Regions from separate parts of the Homo sapiens genome. Here regions 2, 3 and 4 are each linked to region 1. Evidence: chromatin loops called from intact Hi-C (ENCODE). Cell type or tissue: HCT116. All regions are shown on one strand. Region 1 overlaps FKBP5 (FKBP prolyl isomerase 5). Region 2 overlaps FKBP5 (FKBP prolyl isomerase 5). Region 3 overlaps SLC26A8 (solute carrier family 26 member 8). Region 4 has its middle 19 kb from the start of CLPSL2.

Region 1 (2,500 bases):
GTATTTTACTGTGGCAGCCCAAGCTAAGACAATACTTAAATTTTGTCATAGTCTTAGGCCTACCACTCCTTTTTTGGATGCTACAAAAAAAAAAGAATAAAGTCCTCACCAGTTTCAGGTCGGCATTTTCTTTCTGTCACTGCCTTTTCTCTTGCTGGTCTTTGAGGACAGGCAGCATTGTCCTCTCCCTTTTGGAATATTCAGGGTTTAGCACCAAGAGGTCTTTAATAAAGGTTTGTTGAGTAAATATTGAAATCAAAGGAATGTAAATATGGAATCAAGACTTTTTCTAAAGTGGTGTGGTGGCTCACGCCTATAGTCCCAGCACTTTGGGAAGCTGAGGCAGGAGGATCTCTTAAGTCCAGGAGTTCGAAGCTGCAGTTAGCTATGCTTGTGCCACTGCACTCCAGCCTGGGTGACAGAGTAAGACCCTCTCTCTCTAAAAACAATACCAACAACAAAACCTTTTGCTATCATTGGGAGCAAAAAATGTGTGGGTGGAAATGAAAAGTGTTGTTTCACTGAGATGAGATAGGAAGGACAGGCATTTCCCCTGTCATGCCTCATTTCTTCATCCTCTCTCCTCCTCCCTCTCTAATGCATTGATTAACTTAACTTTTCTGATTATCTCCTAATATATTGTATAGGGAAAGAAAAGAAGAGCCAGGGAGGACAAAAACCTAGATCTTAACATTTCAATAAGTTCTGAATAATCAGAATGGTAGAAGGCCATGGTAAAACAAAACAAAACACAAAAAACAGGTATTAGACTTCTTAATAGTTCCTTCACATAGGGCATTTTAATTTTTTGAAAGCTCTTGCATATATATCATGTAACTTTATTTAGACTTCAACTTCCAATTAGCGAAAAGTCTGTCTTGTACTCCCTGCTTCTGAGGTACTAAAGCAGTTCTCAACTGGGGGGTGATTTTGCCCCCCAGGGAACACCTGGCAGGTCTGGAGGCATTTTTAGTTGTCATAACTGGGTAGGATGCTACTGGCATCTAATGGGCAGAGGCCAGGAATGCTGCTAAATATTCTACAATGCACAAGACAGCCCCACACAATCAAGAATTATCCCACTCCAAATGTTGATAGTACTGAGGTTGAAAAATTCTGCACTAAAGGAAAGAGATGAAAGACAGGGTGGACTCTTCTTAGGAATTTTTTTTAAAACATCAAATCCTAGAGTCATAAACGGCTTGTTTCTAAATCACATTACTGGTATCTTGGAACAGCAAGGGTGGTGAAAATATAGCAAAGCCCGATTTATCTGAAGAGTTTAGAGGTTGAACAATTCTCCTCAACTAGTTTGTTTTAGAAATGCTTTCTTCCCAGGAGAAGCACAAGGGGGCGCAAGAATCCCACATCACTTCAGTGTTCTTAGCCTTCTTGCCACTCTGCTGCCAAGTCAGAAAAAAGAAAAACACTGACCAGGTGTGAGTTAATGCTCCTGTCCTGCAGAACACTGTCAGCTATGAGGGCAAAAATCGTGTCTGTTTAACTCGCTTGCACAATGCCTGGCTTAATATTATGCTGTTACCTGTACTTAATAATTATTTTCAGAGCCAAATAGAGTTCTCTATTTTTCTTCTCTTTAGTATTCAGAGGTTGAAATGAGGACTTTACATCTTCAATGGCAAAATCATTCCCACTTAAAAGCTGAGTACAATTCAATCCTACTCAGGAGAGAGGCTTTACCCATTTAGGTATAAACCAAACCAACAGATCAATGGAAACAGAATTCCAATATGCAGATGGCATGAAATACAGATCTTTAGTTCAGCCCATCTCTGCTCTCACCTACACATCTGGACTCTGTGCAAATGCATAACATGCCAAGTCAGACACCCTGGAAAGACAAGGCCCGGGAGGGCAGTATGGCAGATTGAAACCTGCCCTGAGTTGGGAAGGGAATATGTACAGGAAACTATCTACTAACCATTTTGAAGTTTTACAGCTAACGCTAGGACTACTGCTGGGATCTTTTACCTATAATTATAAAGGTGCCTCCAGGGAAGTTTTTAGTGGTACAAAATGTTCAGAGACATTCTGGGAGAAAAGTCTCAGGTCAGTGGTTTTGAACCTTTCATTAATTTTTCCCCAATGGACTAATGTTTTGAAAAATTTTGCCTATCAAATTCCATGTTAAAAATAATTTTTTCCATGTGTGTGACTGCTGATCCAGATTTTATCCAAAGATTGGTAATTTTAAGTAGGTTCATAATAGTATCACTCTTGCAGTTGTGATGCTGATAAGCAACAAAGTTAAGTAACTGTACAGACACTCATTGCTTTCTGCTACTGATCACTAATTCTGGCCATCTCTCTGTATATATTCAGAACACAGCTATATGACAGATGGCTTCATAACATTATTTCATTACCAATAATGTTCTCCAAAATTCTGTATCATAGCACCGATTAGAGCCTCTGAATAGCTGAGCTGTTTTACTACACTGAATCGATATAATTCTAGTCAAAGGCCAAAAGCCTCAAA
Region 2 (2,500 bases), 100 kb after region 1:
TGTTGGCCAGGCTGGTCTCCAACGCCTGACCTCCTGGCCTGGCCTATATTTTTAATCTTATAAAACATTATCAGAATTTGGACATTCCTAGGCTGGGCATGGTGGCTCACACCTGTAATCCCAGCACTTTGGGAGGTCGAGGCAGGCGGATCACCTAAGATCAGGAGTTTAAGACCAGCCTGGCCCTGGCCAACATGGCAAAACCTCGTCTCTACCAAAAATACAAAAATTAGCTGGGCGTGGTGGTGTGTACCTGTAATCCCAGCTACTCAGGAGGCTGAGGCAGGAAGAATCGCTTGAACCAATGGAGGTTGCAGTGAGCGGAGACTGTACCGCTGCACTCCAGCCTGAGCAACAGAGCAAGACCCTGTCTCAAAAAATAATAATAATAAAATAAAGAATTTGGACATTCCTTAGCTTTCACAGATGTGTGACTGTTTACTTAAAAACCCATTATTTCACTTTGAAAATACATCATTTTCATTTTTCCAGTAATTGTATCTTTTTTTTTTTTTTTAAGGCAGGGTCTCGCTCTGTTGTCCAGGCTGGAGTACAATGGCTTAATCACCGCTCACTGCAGCCTCAACCTCCCAGGCTCAAGTGATCCTCCCACCTCAGCCTCCCAAGTAGCTGGGACTACAGGTGTACTCCACCACACCTGGCTAACTTTTGTACTTTTGTAGAGAGGAGGTTTCACCATGTTTCCCAGGCTGGTCTCAAATTCCTGGGCTCAAGCAATCCACGTGCCTTGGCCTCCCAAAGTGCTGGCATTACAGGCGTGAGTCACTGCACCTCGCCACCTTTTTCTAAGAAGAAAAACAGCCTTGATTAAGCCTTGATTTTGATAACAAAAATGACAGCAACTCCAAACAACTACAATCACAATTTTCAATATCTTTTGACTGATTGTTTTAGAGAACTAAAATAAAATCTTATTCTTATTTTTTAAATGTTTTGATTCCAGACCAAGGGTAAAAAACAAATACAACAAATATATAGACCCCACACTCCCTCTGGTGGACCTTCACTTTCATTAACCAAATGTTTTCCAAGAGGCTATAAGTCGGCCTGGCACTGTGGCTCGCACTTATAATCCCAGCACTTTGGGAGGCCAAAGCAGGAGGATCACTTGAGCTCAGGAGTTGGACACCAGCCTGGGCAACATAGTGAGACCTTATCTCTACTAAAAATTAAAAGTTTTAAAAATTAGCCAGGTGTGGTGGTGTGTGCCTGTAACCCCAGCTACTTGGGAGGCTGAGGTGGGAGGATCACTTGAGACCAGGTGGTTGGGCAGGAGGATCTCTTGAGCCTGGGAAGTCTGCAGTGAGCCATGATGACACCACAGCACTCCAGCCTGGGCAATAAAGCAAGACCCCGACTCAAAAAAAAAAAGACTAGAAGTAAATACTAAATTAAGCATAAAATGTAGGTTCTCAAACTACTATAAGAAGTACAAATTATTTTGAGTAGTGGAATTTTAGTGTTCTAAATATTGTTAAAATATCCTTATTAATCTGTTAGTAACCTGCTAGTACATATGGCCCCACTGTAAATTATTTTAGCCAGTCTCATTTGGCAGTACTGTCTTTTACATAGTAAATAAACATCTCATTTGCAAATTAAATTACACTTAAGTGGTTATTGTTTTAAATCAATAGTTATGTGACATACATACCACCACCACCCAGTCGCTACTGAATGTAGATTTAATTTTCTTTATACTTTTGGGGATATGATGTCAGAATTTTAAAATGCACTAAAATGTACTGCAGAAAAATTTAGAAATATAAAATACTTAAAAAACAAAATCTACTAATCAGCTAAGTTGTAAAGTTCAAATAGTTTCAGAATTATAAAATGCAGATATTTGTTAAACATGAATTACAAAATTTAGTGTGCCAATATGTATAATATAGATTATTCTTTAGGAATTATGAAAACTTATTTTAATTAATGGTCTTTAGAGGAATTCTTCATGCCGGGTACAGCAAGCATATTACTGTTAAATAAAGCAATACTAGGCTAGGCGCGATGGCTCACGCCTGTAATACCAGCACTTTGGGAGGCTGAGGCGGGTGGATCACCTGAGGTCAGGAGTTCGAGACCAGCCTGGCCAACATGGCAAAACCCCGTCTCTACTAAAAATACAAAAATTAGCCGGACATGGTGGCGCAGGCCTGTAGTGTCAGCTACTCAGGAGGCTGAGGCAGGAGAATCGCTTGAACCCGGGAGGCAGAGGTTGCAATGAGCCGAGACTGCGCCCTTGCACTCCAGCCTGGGCAACAAGAGCAAAACGCCATCTCAAAAAAAAAAAAAAAAAAAAAAGCAAAACTAATGTCTATAATAGTGGCATTTGATCTAGCCTCAAAATTAGTTGTTTTAATGTAAGCCCTTGTTTTCTGTAGCTTCATTTATTTAAAAATACTTACTATCACCTCCAAACTCAAAAGGAGTTATACCTGAGGGTAAATGGCTTTAAAAACACTCCCAATGTTTATTG
Region 3 (2,500 bases), 370 kb after region 1:
TACATCAGAATTGGTTCATTTTAGGCTGGGCATGGTGGCTCACGCCTGTAATCCCAGAGCTTTGGTAGGCCGAGGTGCGCGGATCACTTGAGGTTAGCAGTTTGAGACCAACCTGGCCAACATGGTGAAACCCCGTCTCTACCAAAAATACAAAAATTAGCAGGGCGTAGTGACACATGCCTGTAGTTCCAGCTATTCAGGAGGCTGAGGCAGGAGAATCTCTTGAACCTGGGAGGTGGAGGTTGCAGTGAGCCAAGATTGTGCCACTGCACTCCAGCCTGGGCAACAGAGTGAGGCTCCATCTCAAAAAAGAAAAAAGAAAAAAGAATTGGTTCATTCTCTTTTTATTTTGATTGACCTTATATTGTACTGCCTTTGGTGTCCAAGGCTCTGGTGGCCTAGCAGTCTCATAGCAGCTGATCAGTGACTAACAGAATTCAATCAGGATCAGGGTGGGGTTGGGATGGTAGGAGGGGGATCAGAGCTCCTGCCAAGGCCTCCTCAGTACTTACCTGTCTTAATACGACTAACCCCCGTGAATCCACGTAGTGTACCATGGAGAAATCCAGGATGATGGTGTGGACACTGGGCAGTAGAGACGCATCTGAGTAAGGGATGAGTGATCTCCTCCCCTGGCTTTCCGCCACATCAGGCAGTCCTGGTGAGCTGTTTCTTGATGAGTTATTAGGAAGCCAAACTTCCTCCACCTCCTCATACTGTTGCCCTTGATTTTTCTGAGACACGGACGATACTGTGTATGGCACTTGGTCTTCGGATGCAGTTTGGCTTGTGTTCATGCTCTCAAAATGTGAGCAGTGAATCAGGTTAATGGAGGATGCTTCGGGATCCAGTTTATTTTCAAATCGCTCTGTGTAAAGAATCTGGGACGACAGAGTTAAGGGAGGGCTGTGGTAAGACACCAACAAGGGCCGGAAGGACTTGCAACGATGCTATTTCTTGTCTCTGCCAGCTCATGTCCCTCTCTCATGAAACTTCTCCCGAGAGTAGGTACTGTGCATTTTTTACTTGGATATCTGTCACTTCAAGCTCACAACTGAAGCCCCCACAGTCATCTTTCCTCATCTTCACCACCCACGACACCCCCCTCCCAACTTCTGATGTTCATCACTGTCCCAGTGAGCCAGACTTAAAACATCTTTTACTCCTTTTCCTCATGCTTGGGTCCTAGTTAGTCTCCAGTGCCTACTAATACTTTGTGTGAAGTATTTTTTTCCCATCAGTCCCTTGTCTCAGCACCCTCTTCCTTCATCAGTGCAACAGTCTCCTTTCAGACTTCCTTAAGACAAAAAGCACTTGAAGGCTGGGTGCAGTGGCTCATGCCTATAATTCTAGCACTTTGGAAGGTCAAAGCAGGTGGATCCCTTGAGCTCAGCAGTTTGAAACCAGCCTGGGCAACATGGCAAAAATCTGTCTCTACAAAAAATACAAAACAATAAAAAATAAATAAGAATAAAAATAGCTGGGCGTGTCAGTGAGCCTGTAGCCCCACCTACTGGGGAGGCTGAGGTGGGAGGATTGCTTGAGCCTGGGAGATGAAGGTTGCAGTGAGCCAAGATTGCACCAGTGCACACTCCAGCCTGGGTGACACAGTGAGACCCTGTCGTGCCCCCCTGCCCCCTCCCCAAAAAAAGCTGGCACACGCCTATTGTCCCAGGTACTCAGGAGGCTGAGGTGAGAGGATCGCTTGAAGCTGGGAGGTTGAGGCTGCAGTGAGCTGTGACCACACCACCACACTCCAGATTGAGCAACAGAGCAAGACCTTATGTCCAAAAAAAAAAAAAAAAAAAAAATTACATGAGCAAGGCTGTCTTTACCACTGCTGTCAACCTCCTAAAGGCCCAGACTGCCTGCTATAGCTTAAGGACAGTAACAAGGACCAGGAACACAATGATGTGCAGGATGCAAATGTGGACTCTGCATTTACAGGAACCAGACTCTACCTGGCAGTGTGCACACGTTCATTGAAGGGATAAGTAAGGCCAGGCATGGTGGCTCACACCTGTAATCCCAGAACTTTGGGAGGCTGAGGTGGGTGGATCATCTGAGGTCAGGAGTTCGAGACCAGCCTGACCAACATGGCGAAATTCCATCTCTACTAAAAATACAAAGTTAGCCAGGTGTGGTGGTGCATGCCTGTAATCCCAGCTACTTAGGAGGCTGAGGCAGGAGAATCGCTTGAACCCAGAAGGCAGAAGTTGCAGGGAGTTGAAATTGTGCCATTGCACTCCAGCCTGGGCAATAAGAGCAAAACTCCATCTCAAAAGAAAAAAAAAAAAACAAAAGCTGGGGGTGTGCCTCACGCCTGTAATCCTAGCACTGTGGGAGGCCGAGACAGGCAGATCACCTGAGGTTGGGAGTTCAAGACCAGCCTGACCAACATGGAGAAACCACGTCTCTACTAAAAATACAAAATTAGCCAGACAGGGTGGTAAATGCCTGTAATCTCAGCTACTCGGGAGGCTGAGGCAGGAAAATTGCT
Region 4 (2,500 bases), 170 kb after region 1:
CACTCTTGTTGCCCAGCCTGGAGTGCAACAGCGCGATCTGGGCTCACCGCAACCTCCGCCTCTCGTGTTCAAGCAATTCTCTTGTGTCTCAGCCTCCTGAGTAGCTGGGATTACAAGCGCCCACCACTACGCCTGGCTAATTTTTGGTATTTTTAGTAGAGACGGGGGTTTCACCATGTTGGCCAGGCTGGTCTCGAACCCCTGACCTGACCTCAGGTGATCCACCTGCCTTGGCCTCCCAAAGTGTTGGGATTACAGGCGTGAGCCACCATGCAAGACCCCCATTTCTTTTTTTGTTTTTTGTTTTTTGTTTTGAGACGGAGTCTCACTCTGTCACCCAGGCTGGAGTGGCACGATCTCGGCTCACTGCAAGCTCTGCCTCCCTGATTTCACGCCATTCTCCTGCCTCAGCCTCCGAGTAGCTGGCACTACAGGCGCCCGCCACAATGCCCAGCTAATTTTTTGTATTTTTAGTAGAGACGGGGTTTCACTGTATTAGCCAGGATGGTCTCGATCTCCTGACCTTGTGATCCGCCCACCTTGGGCTCCCAAAGTGCTGGGATTACAGGCATGAGCCACCACGCCCGGCCGAGATTGGTTTCATTTTTATGAAACAGGAATTTTTTTTATCATCATCAAATACAACCTTTATACATCTCTGATAATAATAAATGGCAAATGTGGTAGGCAGCCTTCTAAAACTATCCCAGTGACCCCCACTTCTTAAATATGTCCTGTTTAATTTGCTGCCCTTGAATCTGAGCTGGACCTAGTAATTTGCTTCTAATCTAGAATATGGCAAAGTGAGAGCATGTTCCTTTTTTCTTTTTTTTTTGAGATGGAGTCTCGCTCTGTCGACCAGGCTGAAGTGCAGTGGCACAATCTCAGCTCACTGCAACCTCCGCCTCCGAGGTTCAAGCAATTCTCCTGCCTCAGCCTCCCAAGTAGCTGGGATTACAGGTGCCTGCCACCATGCCCAGCTAATTTTTTTAAATTTTTAATAGAGACGAGGTTTTGCTATGTTGGCCAGGCTGGTCTCGAACTTCTGATCTCTGGTGATCCGCCTGCATCGGCCTCCCAAAGTGTTGGGATTACAGGCGTGAGCCACTGCGCCCGGGCCGCATGTTACTTTTGAAATTAAATTACAAAAGACTGTGATTCCTCTTGTTCCCATTCTCTCTTGCCCTTTCACATGCTCATGCTGATAAAGGCAGCTGCCAAGTTGTGAGCTTCCTTGTAGACAGGCCTACATGGTAAGGAACCCGGGAAGGACCCAGGCCAACAGACTCTGCAGAGCCAAAGTTGTCAATCCAACAGCTTGTAAGGACCCAAAACCTGCCAACAACCTCTCGAATAAGCCTGGAAGCAAATGCACCCCCCAGTGGAAACTGAAGATGACTGCAACCGCAGCCAGTGTGAGAAACTCAGAGCCAGACTACATGGCTAAGCTGTGATAGATTCCTGACACACAGAAACCATGAGATAAAAAATAATGAGTTAAGCCACTGATATGGTTTGGCTGTGTGTCCCCACCCAAACCTCCTGTCGAACTGTAATTCCCAATGTTGGGGGAGGGACCTGGTGGGAGGTGATTGGATCATGGGGGCAGATCCCCGCTTGCTGTTCTCATGAAAGTGACTGAGTTCTCAATGAGATCCGATGGTTTAAAAGTGTGCGACACTTCCCCCTCTGCTCTCTCTGCCATGGTAAGATGCGCCTGCTTCCCCTTTGCCTTCCGCCATGATTGTAAGTTTCCTGATGCCTCAGCCATGCTTCCTGTACAGGCTGTGGAAGTGTGAATCGACAAACCTCTTTTCTTCATAAATTACCATCTCAGGTAGTTCTTTATAGCAGTGTGAGAACAGACTAATACAGCCACTAAACTTTGGGGGAATTCGTTTATGCAAGAAGGTAATCAATACAACAGGTGATTGTTCCAAGGGTCCAGGCACTGGGTCAGTTCTCTTCTTCCACTCAAGGATGGGAAGAAGAATACTCAATGCTACATTCCAGTGTGAGCCTTTAATGACTGTGACTCCTCCCCACAAGTAACTATGGCCATCTGTGTGTCCTGGAACATGACATGGATTCCTTTGAGAGAAGCAGGAAGGGCATGGAGGGAGCTTCCCCCTCTACAACACCTGCTCCCCCTGAGCCCAAGAATAAACCAAAACCCCAGCCTGGGAGGCCCCCTTTCCTCTCCAATGTCTTCCTTTCCTCAAAATCCCCTTATTGCCCCCGAGTTGCTCAGTCATTGCCACCTTAGAATGTTCTTTCCCATGAGCTGGGCCAAGGAGTCCTACAGTCAAAACTAAGTGATGGCCAGGGACAGTGGCTCATGCCTGTAATCCCAGCACTTTGGGAGGCTGAGGTGGGCAGATTGCTTGAGCTCAGGAGTTTGAGAATAGCCTGGAAACATGGCAAAACCCCACCTCTACCAAAAAAAAAAAAAAAAGAAAAAAGAGAGAAAAATTAGCCAGGCATGATGGCACACGCCTGT

Evidence for each region. Peaks named below come from ENCODE experiments on the same cell type or tissue, not always from the same donor. Only the 100,000 strongest peaks of a DNase experiment are listed, where the experiment ranks them.
Region 2: it touches region 1 in a loop (11-fold over the local background); 59 of 110 quality-filtered maps call a loop at or near these places.
Region 3: it touches region 1 in a loop (6-fold over the local background); 4 of 110 quality-filtered maps call a loop at or near these places.
Region 4: a loop joins it to region 1, with 4 times the contacts of the local background. A loop is called at or near these places in 3 of 110 quality-filtered maps.

Annotation. Positions count from the first base shown.
Region 1 is chr6:35,582,649-35,585,148 of GRCh38, forward strand. The region is part of intron 8 of FKBP5 (FKBP prolyl isomerase 5); the gene reads right to left. Among named protein-coding and RNA genes, the nearest start is that of LINC03135, 40 kb to the left of the region's middle. In HCT116, a CTCF peak has its summit at 1,349 (motif pointing right); a DNase peak (open chromatin) is centred at 1,383; H3K27ac peaks cover 664 bases.
Region 2 is chr6:35,683,680-35,686,179 of GRCh38, forward strand. The region is part of intron 1 of FKBP5 (FKBP prolyl isomerase 5); the gene reads right to left. Among named protein-coding and RNA genes, the nearest start is that of FKBP5, 4.0 kb to the right of the region's middle. In HCT116, a CTCF peak has its summit at 960; no DNase peak of the experiment used is centred here.
Region 3 is chr6:35,954,640-35,957,139 of GRCh38, forward strand. It overlaps SLC26A8 (solute carrier family 26 member 8), which reads right to left. Exons shown (of 20, transcript NM_052961.4): 17 at 513-881. Among named protein-coding and RNA genes, the nearest start is that of SRPK1, 35 kb to the left of the region's middle. In HCT116, a CTCF peak has its summit at 1,541 (motif pointing left); no DNase peak of the experiment used is centred here.
Region 4 is chr6:35,756,276-35,758,775 of GRCh38, forward strand. No RefSeq gene overlaps it. Among named protein-coding and RNA genes, the nearest start is that of CLPSL2, 19 kb to the right of the region's middle. In HCT116, a CTCF peak has its summit at 1,384; a DNase peak (open chromatin) is centred at 1,376.